Linked DNA regions of Homo sapiens: region 1 is linked to region 2. A link is a loop called in an ENCODE intact Hi-C map of the cell type or tissue named here. Cell type or tissue: chondrocyte. All regions are shown on one strand. Links, peaks and the distances in the headings refer to the core of each region. The heading gives the core; the rest is flanking DNA. Region 1 overlaps CPNE9 (copine family member 9). Region 2 has its middle 25 kb from the start of LINC00606.

Evidence for each region. Peaks named below come from ENCODE experiments on the same cell type or tissue, not always from the same donor. Only the 100,000 strongest peaks of a DNase experiment are listed, where the experiment ranks them.
Region 1: a loop joins it to region 2, with 10 times the contacts of the local background. A loop is called at or near these places in 5 of 110 quality-filtered maps.

Annotation. Positions count from the first base shown.
Region 1 is chr3:9,713,601-9,718,980 of GRCh38, reverse strand. It overlaps CPNE9 (copine family member 9), which reads right to left. Exons shown (of 21, transcript NM_153635.3): 11 at 4,026-4,067; 12 at 3,617-3,692; 13 at 3,455-3,508; 14 at 2,946-3,007; 15 at 1,877-1,923; 16 at 771-952; 17 at 379-506. Among named protein-coding and RNA genes, the nearest start is that of CPNE9, 12 kb to the right of the region's middle. RefSeq lists a silencer at 3,066-3,195. In chondrocyte, for the core only: a CTCF peak has its summit at 3,017; no DNase peak of the experiment used is centred there.
Region 2 is chr3:10,736,713-10,742,092 of GRCh38, reverse strand. No RefSeq gene overlaps it. Among named protein-coding and RNA genes, the nearest start is that of LINC00606, 25 kb to the left of the region's middle. In chondrocyte, for the core only: CTCF peaks have their summits at 2,758 and 3,027 (motif pointing right); no DNase peak of the experiment used is centred there.

The DNA of each region.
Region 1 (5,380 bases), core at 163-5,162, 1.0 Mb after region 2:
CCAGTAATCCCTGCTATTTGGGAGGCTGAGGCAGGAGAATTGCTTGAATCTGGGAGGCGGAGGTTGCAGTGAGCCGAGACCATGCCACTGCACTCCAGCATGGCAACAGAGCAAGACTCTGTCTCAAAAAAAAAAAAAAAAAAAAAGAGATGGGGTCTCACTAAATTGCCTAAGTTGGTCTTGAACTCCTAGGCTCAAGTGATCCTCCTGCCTCAGTCTCCCAAAGTGTTGGGATTACAGGTATGAGCCACCATGCCTGGCCTCTCCTGTTTACTTCAAATCATCCTAAATTACTTAGAGTGCTCCTGACTATCCTTGGGGGGTCAATCCCTTATGTGGGTCCCCTCATTTCCCCCAGCTTCCACCCAGTTCCCTTACCTGGCCACTTGGTTGATGACAGGAGCAAAGTAGGTGGGCCCATAGAGCTGCACTGTGCGCAGGCTCTGGAAATAGCTCTCCAGCACACCCTCGATGCCCGCACAGTTGGGGTCCTCATCATTGTTGTTCTGTCAAAGAATATGCCCTGCCAGGCTGAGCCCATGCAGGGTACATGCAGGAGTGCTCTGATTCCAGCTCACTCCTTCCTTTTTCCATCAGTCCCTTTCATGCTCCCCTCCAAACCCAGCCCTGCTCCCCTCCCTGCTCTGCTATCCTCTCATAGCTTCCTGTTCCTCTACATGCCCTTTGAAGTAATGTAAACAGAACAAAATCATCAACTTGGGTGAACCAGATGCCAGGGCACGGAGGGTAAGCTCTGGCCAATACCATACCAGGGGGAACTGGTGGGAGATCCGTCCCTCTGGGGGCAGCTTGGCCCCAAAGCCATAAGCTGGGAAGAGCTTATCACTGTCATAGTCCTGGATGATCTCTCCCACTGCCTTGAGGGCCATGGCATAGGCGCTGAGCTGGTAGGGACTCATGTAGTGCAGGGAGGTAGGCTGCAGAGGATTCCCTGTAGGGACACAGGAACCCCAGCCTCATGATCATCTGGATCATCCATCTGTTCACCTGCTTATCTTTGTGTGCATTCATCCACCTATATCCATTTATCTGCCCTCTACCCATGTCCTCCCTCCTTATTTTACCCAATCATCCATTTGTTCATTTATCCATCTATCCACCCACCCATCCCTATATCTATTCATCCATTTACCTACCTACCCACACATCCATCCACCCATCTACCTAGCCATACATCTATCTTTCAGTCTACTTATACATCTTTATCCACCAATCTCTCCATTCTCTTATGCAGCTATCCACTTACCCACTCATCCATCCATCAGTCCATCCATCCATCCATCCATCCACCCACTTGTCTACTTGCCATTTTTCTTCATTTTCCACCCATCTATACAACAGTATTATTTTATCCATCCGGCTAGCCAGCCCTCTCCATTCCATTCATTCCCTTGTCTATTCTCATATGGATCTATCCACTCATGCATTTCCCCTAATTACTTGTTATTTCCCCAACTTAAACTTTAGTCCATTTGTCCACCCACATACCCATCGATGCATCTACTTGTCTAACCTATTATACTCACCAACCCATGTACCCACTCCATTTGTTCATGGATCTATGCATCCATTCATGACTCACCACCTGTTCACCTCTCCATCTCTCCTTATACCCCCTTTCTCTCTCATCCATCAGCCTACTCATCCACCTGTTGAGCTATATATCCTTTCAACCCTCTATGATCCATCTACCCATCTATTTTTCTGCACTCTATTTTCCTGGCTGGGTTTTGCCTAAGTTTGGGCTTCTTGGGTAGGTAAACTCTTATCTCTAGGTAGGAATCCAGGCCAACTCCTAATGACTCCCTTAGAAGTGCCTTCCCACCTCCGACTTTTTCACTCATCCGTGTCTCACCATTGGAAGCCGTGAAGTCAATGGCTACTGTGAAGTTCAGCTGTGTCCTGTTGGGGAAGCAGATGAATTGAGAAGTGAGGAACTAATGATTATTACATCACTATTTCTCAAACAGTAATGTGCATATGGATCACGTGGGGCTCATGTTAAAATGCAGATTCTGATCCAGATGGTCTGGGTAGAGCCTAACAAACTCCCAAGTAATGCTGATGCTGCTGGCTCATGGACTACACTTTAGGTAACAGAATTAAATGCCTACTGTGTGGCAGGTGTATTATATGTCATTTAATTTAACCCTTACTATAGCCCTGAAGTAGTGATTAATATCCCCATTTGGCTGGGCGCCGTGGCTCACGCCTGTAATCAGCACTTTGGGAGGCTGAGGAGGGTGGATCACCTGAGGTCGGGAGTTTGAGACCAGCCTGACCAACATGGGGAAACCGCATCTCTACTAAAAATACAAAAAATTAGCCGGGCGTGGTGGCGCATGCCTGTAATCCCAGCTACTTGGGAGGCTGAGGCAGGAGAATTGCTTGAACCTGGGAGGCGGAGGTTGCAGTGAGCCAAGATCGCACCATTGCACTTCAGCCTGGGCAACAAGAGTGAAACGCCATCTCAAAAAAAAAAAAATCCTCATTTTACATAGGAGAAAAGTGAAGTTCAGAGAAGCAAAGTTACCTTTCCCAGGTCTGCCTGCCTCCACCAAACCAAACAGAATGTCCCCTATAGTCTGCTTGGTTGTGCCCTCTCTTCTACCTCTCCCTCTTGCCTGACTATAACTTTATTTGTGCCCCAATTAGGTTACTGGGGCCACCAGTGAAGACCACTGGTCTGGGAGCCATCTTCCCAGGAGGAGTCGAAAGCTAAGAATGAAAAGCAGCCCCATGAAGGGAACTAAGAAGAGCAGTATTTTGCATTTTACAGAGCACTTTATAGTTGGCCAAGTGTTTTAAAGTTTATCTCCATGGTCTCACTGGGCCCTGACCATTCATAAATAAGAAACCTGGGGCTCAGAACTGGGAGTAATTTATTGCCGGGCTTTCAGCCCAGAGCTTGGCCTGTGACTCACCCTCCCTTGATGTAATCAACAAAAGTGAATTCAGAGTCCACAGAGAAGGAGAGCAGCGTCACCTGTGGGACAGAATAGGCAGCCCTGGCACTTTGGAAAAGGCAGTTGGGGTGGCAGAAGGAAGTGAGGCCCATAGGGGCTTGGAAAGAGGCACGTGATGGGAGGCACATGATTCCACCCGCTCCCCCAGTCAGTCCCACCCTGTTCAACTTCTGACAGGGGAAAAGGGGAAGCTGTCAGAAACATCGTTGGATTTCCAAAAGTATATTAAATTGGGAAATACAACTTAGGTTTTTTTCTTTTATTCTGCAAAAGAGTGAAGTCAGAAAAATTTCCTGAGTGAGAAAAAAAACAAAGAAAAACTTAAGTGGTGCTCCTTGTGCCCAATATTACTATTCCAAGTAATCTGTGCCCACTGTCTTGCCCTGCCCTCGATATTTGCCATGCTGTGTCAATGGGGACAGACACGGAAGGATCCAGGGAGGGCCACGGCTCTAGGGAGCACTCACAGTTCCTGAGTTGACATATTTCTTCTTCTTACATTTCTTCCGAGGGTTAAGAACCTAAGGGGAGGAGGTAACAGTGATGATGAGAAACAAAGGAAGGGAGGTCCAGACTGAGCACACTGGGATGGAGGGCCTGGGTGACCTGGGCAGGGCTGGAATGCTCACCTCATATACTGTGAACTGGTTCTGGGCCTTGCTCAGCTCCCGGTAGCTGGTGGTGAACTCACCAATGAAATCGTGGCTGCAATGAGGTGGGCGTGGCTAAGCAGCAGGTGCTGCTGGTTTGGAACCAGAGCTGAACCCAGTCTTTTATTCCTCCTATCCTAAGCCCCTACTTAGGCTGCAGGGCAGCCTAGTGCTGGGGCCATAAGGGAGGCCAAACATAGGGGAAAAACGGGAAGAGACAGTGTCCAGAGAGACAATTGGGGGGATCAGTTGTACCCAAGACACTGGTGTTTATCATCACCTTTCCTGGCTCCTAAAGCTACTTTGGGGTTCTCAGTGAATGTACAACATATTATTGAGAACTGCTTGGGTCAAGTACAGGAGAAGGGACCATGTGGGGCAGTTCTACCTTCCATCCCGGTCCCAGTCGTACACATCAATCTTCACCGTTCTGAAATGTAGGAGATAAACATACCCTAGGTGTGTATGATAAATCCCAGAGACACCCTCATACACTTAACCACACACATATCATCTCCCCATCCACCCATCTGTCTTCCCATTAAGTTGTTCATCTTTCAACCTGCCTCCCATCCTGTCTATTCATTCATCAGTCTGTGCCTGTACCCAACCACCTACCCCTATTAATACTACTCTGGTTAGTACCACTAATACTTTTTTTGTTTGTTTGGTTGGTTTTTTTTTTTTTTTTTTTTTTTTTTTTTACCACTTTGAGCCTTATTGTATTCCAGGCATTTTTCTCAGCACATTCACAGATTGTCTCATTTAACTTAACAATCACCCTATATAAAGTAATTACTATTATTATTATTTTGGGATAAGGAAATTGAGATACAAAAAAAAAAAAGTAATTTGGCTAAGATCTCATAGCTAGTAAATGACTGAACTGAGATTTAAACCCAGGCATCCTGATTCCAAAGACTTTGTTCTTAACTGTCATGCCTAAATCATTCCATATGTCTACCTATCAGTATATCAGCCCATCCAACCATCCGTCTATCCATCTAGCTACCTATTTACCCATATATTTGCCAGTCCAATTACCTATCAGTTCATCTCTTTAGCCACCTAACTATACATCTAGCCATTCACTGACTCACTGAGGCATGCAAGCATCCATCTGTCTGTCTGTCTACCAACTATATAACATCTATCCATCTGGTTATCCATTCATCAGCATAACCATTCATCTACTCATCTATGTGCCCATCCATTCTTCCACCCTTCCACCTACCACCTATCTTTATTATTTATTTATTTATTTATTTATTGAGACGGAGTCTTGCTCTGTCGCCCAGGCTGGAGTGCAGTGGCGTGATCTCGGCTCACTGTAAGCTCCACTTCCCAGGTTCATGCCATTCTCCTGCCTCAGCCTCCTGAGTAGCTGGAACTACAGGCGCCCACCACCACGCCCGGCTAATTTTTTTTGTATTTTTAGTAGAGATGGGGTTTCACCGTGTTAGCCAGGATGGTCTCGATCTCCTGACCTCGTGATCTGCCCGTCTCGGCCTCCCAAAGTGCTGGGATTACATGTGTGAGCCACCGCGCCCGGCCCCTACCATCTGTCTTTATACTACCCATTTACTCATTCATTTGGTTGGCCTATCCATCTAATTTATACCCATCCATCAACTAATTCACCTACAAATCCATCCGTTCATCCATTTGCCATCTATTCATCTATCCAACCATCAATCCACTTGTCACTCTACCTATCTTTTTGTATTCCACCTGCTTTTCTAT
Region 2 (5,380 bases), core at 82-5,081:
ACAAGTTTTAGGAGTTGGAAACCAAGTAGTTTTAGAAAAAAATCTGTCCTAGTTTTGTAATTGGCTCCCAGGGCCCTGCTCAATGATTATTAAAATACTGACATGAAATCTCTGAGAGAAATTGCTCTGGGCCCTCTATTTATCATTTGCGTCGGTGAGACAAGTGGAGGCCTTTCTGTGGTGTGTCAGCTAGGGTACGTTTCAATGTCAGATAATTAACTTTAGTAAGAAAGAGTCAGATTTGCAAAGGGACTAAGGCCGAGACTCTGGTGGCCCTTGCTTAAAGGAAACTTGCTGAACAGAACTCAGGGCCTCAGGATGTCGTGGATCTGACTTACATTGTTTGTTTGAACAGTGGTTCTGAAGGTGAGGTCCACAGATCCTTCCCTATTCCCAAAGCACATGGAGAGGCTGCAGGGGATCCATGAACCTCCTGAAACTGCAGACAAAGTTCTATTTGTTTGGGCTGCTGTGTATTTTTTCCAGGCCAGTGGTTCTCTCAGTGTGAGGCCAGTGGTCATCTTACCTGGAAGCCTGTTAGAAATGCATATTCTCAGGCCGTACCCTAGACAAGTGGAGTCAGAAACTCTGGGAGTGCAGCCCAGTAACCTGCGTATTAACAAGCTCTCCAGATGATTCTGACACATGCTCAAGTTTGATGCACGTGAAAGCTATGCTCTATGGTAGGAGACAGCCGCTAAGAGTGGGGACCTGGGATCACACTGACCTGCGTTCAAATCTCAGTTTGCCCACTCAGCAGCTGTGTGGGCCTGTGCGAGTTCCTCAACCTGTCTAAGCTTCTGTTCCCCCATCTCTAAATTGGGATAAAACCTTGAAATACGGGGGACTTTTAATATAGCAATGATGACAGACAGCTTCACAGTCTCCATCAAGTGACAGATTGATGATGATGATGATGATGATGATGATGATGATGATGATGATTATGATGATAATGATGACGATGATGTTTTTTGAGGAGGAGAGTGACATGGACAGAAGTGTGGGTTAGAAAGATGCTCTATCAGATGGCTTAGACACCTGGCAGGGTCCCCAGGGACTGGGGTCACAGCTGAGCAGCAGCGGTAGGAAGGGCCATCTTCCTACTACATCAGAAGGCTGTCAGAGATCCAATGGACAAGACCGGCAAATGATTCCGTTCATTCAACAAATATTCACTGAGCACTTCTGATACGTCAGGCACTGTTCTGGATGCTGGGACACAGATGACAGAGTCCCTGCCCTCAGGGAGCTCTCATGCATGCGGGAAATAAATTCAATGAACAGGCAAGCTCATAGATGAATGAGGGTCTCAGAGCACAGCCACCGCTGGACAGGGTAGTGAGGTAGCGAGTGACAGGGGTCAGTAGGGTGGCCAGAGGAGGTGACATTGTGCAGAGAGTTGAATGATGAGGAACAGCCAGCCAGGAGAAGACCCTGGGAAAGAGCATGCAGGCATAGAGGGAACAGCCAGTGCAAAGGCCTGGAGAAGGGAATGGGCTTGGTGTGTTAGTGGGACAGAAAAGGGTGCGGGGGCCTGAAGAGTAGCTCTGAGCGTCTCCAGGGTATTGAAAGTTCTCAGCTTTCTGGGACTCCACTTCATCTGTCAAATGGACTCCTCTGAAGAGCCGTCATGAGGAACTGATGATGTGATGAGTATAACCACGTCTGGCACATAGTGGGCACTAGGAAAATGTACGCCATGGCCCCGCAATGGCCAGTTCAATCTCCTTCATGTCATTGCATGAGGATTCTAGCTATCACAAACAAAACCAGCTTGAGCATTGGAAATAAAAGTCCTGATAGTTTTAGGTCAATATCAGGTGTTAAATAGGAGGCAGTTTTCTGCAAGCAACAGATATTCATTGAGCATCCACTGAGGAAGATGCCCTTGGGGATAGAGAAGTGGAAATATCTCTGACCCCTATTCATGTCCAGGCCCTGCCATGTAGTAGCTTTGTGGTTTGGGGAAGTCCCAGCCCCCTGAGGGCAGCAGTCTCCTCTGAAGGGAGGAGAGGTTTCCAACAATACTTTAGCATTAGAAAGTATTTACGCAGTCAAGCTCTCTAGAACATGCAGTGATGGGTCCAGAGATGACCTTTGACAGAACTGGGGACCTTCTGCAGTGAACAGCAGGGAAGGTAGGGAGCATGGCATGGCAGGTATGGATTATGAGAAGCTGCAGACTCCCTGACTGGAAGATGACTGGTGAGGTTCCCTCCTTAACTTCACTGAGCCTTAGTTTCCTCCACTGTAAAATGGGTATGATCCCAGTATCCAATGTCTATGGGCAGCGGTGGGGATTAGATGGTGTCATGTTGTACAATTCTTAGCACAGTGCCTAGAACAAACTAAGCCCTCACTAAATGTCAGCTTCTATTAATATTCATATCCATATCCATATCCATATCCATATCCTTGTCATCAACGCTATTATCAGCAGGGGAAGCTGTGCCTCAGGGCTGCCTGTGCCTATGCCTGCCTTTGTGGCCAAGTAGGAGGATAGCCCTCTGTCCGCCAGGTCTAGACTGAGCGGAAGCCCTGGAAGAGAGGGTAGTGATGCTCCAGCTGTGAGGACAGAGGGGCAAGGGGCTTTAGAGAACAGGGCAGTGGCAGTGGGAATAAAAAGGAGCTGAATTGTGGTCACCTGCTCCTGGAAGACTTCCTAGATCACTTTGGGTGCTCCCAGAGCCCCTTGCACTTACCTTCAGGAGGCAGAGATCCTGCTGTGGTGTGAGAGCCTGTGCCTCCGTCAGCCTGAGGGCTCCTTGAGGCTAAAGCCTGGCCATGATCTACCTGTGTACTTCCAGGGTCAAACTCGGTACCCGGAACGCAGTGGGTGCATGAATGAACAAACAGATGAATGAATAAAATGAAGAACACATGCCCAAATGAATGGAAGTAGGTGGGCTGGCTGGTCCAAGGAGGAGTAAATTTGGGAATCGGAATCGGGCGGGCAGAAATACTTGTCTCTCCCCTGGAAGATCTGCACTTAACGGCAGTTGCGCCTCTTTCATTGGACACCAGGGGGCGCCATCACTGCAGAGCTGGCACCGGAAGGCTGAAGGGATCGGAAGGCTGAAGGGATCAGAACGCCTCAAGTAACGCCGACCTGATGGTTAGGGCGGAGGGACCCGGTTCTTCCAGGACACAAACCAGCCTCCCCTTAGGCCCAAGTGGTGGATTCCAGAAGGAAGAACTTGCTGACGACGACAATCAGCTTGCAACAGCGGCGGCGAGCTGCGCGTGGCTGCAGGTCTCTAGAGTCCACCCCAGGCCCTTTCCCGACCACCTCTGGGGGCGCTGGCGCTGTCCTCTGTCTGTTGTGCGAGGAGTCCCCAGGAGTTTCACCGGCCTGAGAGGGAAAAGGGGGCCTTCGACCCTCTTCAGAAAGTCCTTTCCTTTCCACGAGTAACACCTTCATCAGGTAACAACGGCGAGAAAACTGCCCAAAAGCACCTTCGGGTTTGTATAATAATTTCAAATTTACAGAAAGCTGCCGCAGTAGTAAAAAGAGCTATTTCCCCCAAGCCATTTTAGCGGGGAAAAAAGTAAGTTACTAACGTGATACTCCACCACCCCCCAAATATTTTGTGGATATTTCTTACAAATGAGGACATTCTCTACCTAACCACAAGCACCAAAATCAGGAAATTTACATCAATGCATTGTAACCACCTAATCCTCAGACTCCAGGCAAGTTTAACCAGCTATCCCGATAATGCCTTTCAGAGCAAGGGATTCGGTCCCGAATCCTGCACGGCATTTAGCTGTCATTTCCCCCTAGCCTCCCTCATTCTGGAACAGCTCCTCAGTCTTCCATAGACTTGCACAACCTTGATGCTTTTGAAGATTTTAGGCTACGTATGTTGCAGGAGGTCCCACAGCTCCAGTTTGGCTGCTGTTTCTTTCTTATTGGGTTCAGGTTGCCTGTTTTCAGTAGGAACATCACAGAAATGATGCTGTGTTCTCATTGCGTCCTAGTGGGTAGCACACAATTTCTCTTTGCCGCATTACTGGTGCAGGAACGTCAATCGCCTTATTAAGGTGGTGTCCGCCATTTTTTCCTTAGTTCTTCTTTTCCCCTTTGTCAGCAATAAGTATTTTCTTGGGGAGGTACCTCGGAATGATGTCATTCATCATCAAAGTTTAGTTGTAGCATTCTTTGGGGATTTTTGCCTGGATGAAGTTGTTACTAACACAGTTGCCAAATGGTGATTTCCTGATTCCATCATTCCTCCTTCTCCTCCTCCTCCTTCTTTTGTTTAGAGTCAGGGTCTCGCTGTGTTGCCCCAGGCTGGAGTGCAGTGGCACAATCATAGCTTACTGCAGCCTCTAACTCCTAGGCAAGTAATCCTCTTGCCTCAGCCTTCCGAAGTAGCTAGGACTACAGGCACATACCACCACAACTGGCTAACTTTTTAAATTTTATTTTTTTGTAGAGAGAGGGTTTCACTTTGTTGCCCAGACTGGTCTTGAACTCCTGTCCTCAAGCAGTCTTCCCACCTCAGCCTCCCAAAGTGCTGGGATAACAGGCATGAGCCACCGTGCCCAGCCTCTGTCATACCTTCTAAATGTATCAGTTGGCAATCTAACTGTAAGGAAAAGATCTCTCCTCTCCCCACTCATCCATCCATCCATTCATTCATTCATTCGTATATGTACTTGGTAAGGATTCGTGGATTCTTGTTTTATTTAATGGGTTATAATCTATTACTGTGACTATTTCTTTTGACATTCAAATTTCCCTGGCTTTGGCCAGTGGGAGCCCCTTCAAGCTGGCCCCTCTGTCACTTTAACATGCCAACGTCCTTCCTTGAACATTTCCTTATTTTCTGGTACGAGATATTCTAGGCTTATTTAGTATTCTTGCACCTGCTTTCGGTGTTTAAAGGAATCATGGGTTTATTATCCTGCAAAGGAGTATTTTGGAAACTCTTTTCCTCTAACCCCCCCAGCCCTAGGAAACCACACTACACAGGAGGTAAGAGATTGGACTTTGTAGTAAGACTGATCTGGGTTCAAATCCCACGTCTTATCAGCAGTGTTTCCTTGGACAAGTCTGAAAGCCTCTCCTCACCTGTAAACCAGGCATTTGTAAAATGCTGCTGCTCCTTTAATATTCCCCCAGCACCACCATGTAGCCAATGGTCTGGGAAATTGCTGGAGGGGATTCCTTGATCTGCCTCAGAGGGTAGGGAAATGAGTGAGTGCCTCTAACTTGATTGAGCTCACCTGTGGTACAACATTACCTGTCTGCATTCCCACCTCATGCCTTCCTACAGGACTCACATTTATTCCCTGTCTTCCAGCTTGTGGAATGGCAGACGTTCATAAGAATGAGATAAATTTGGGTTGGTTCCAAGTCCTTGCTATTGTG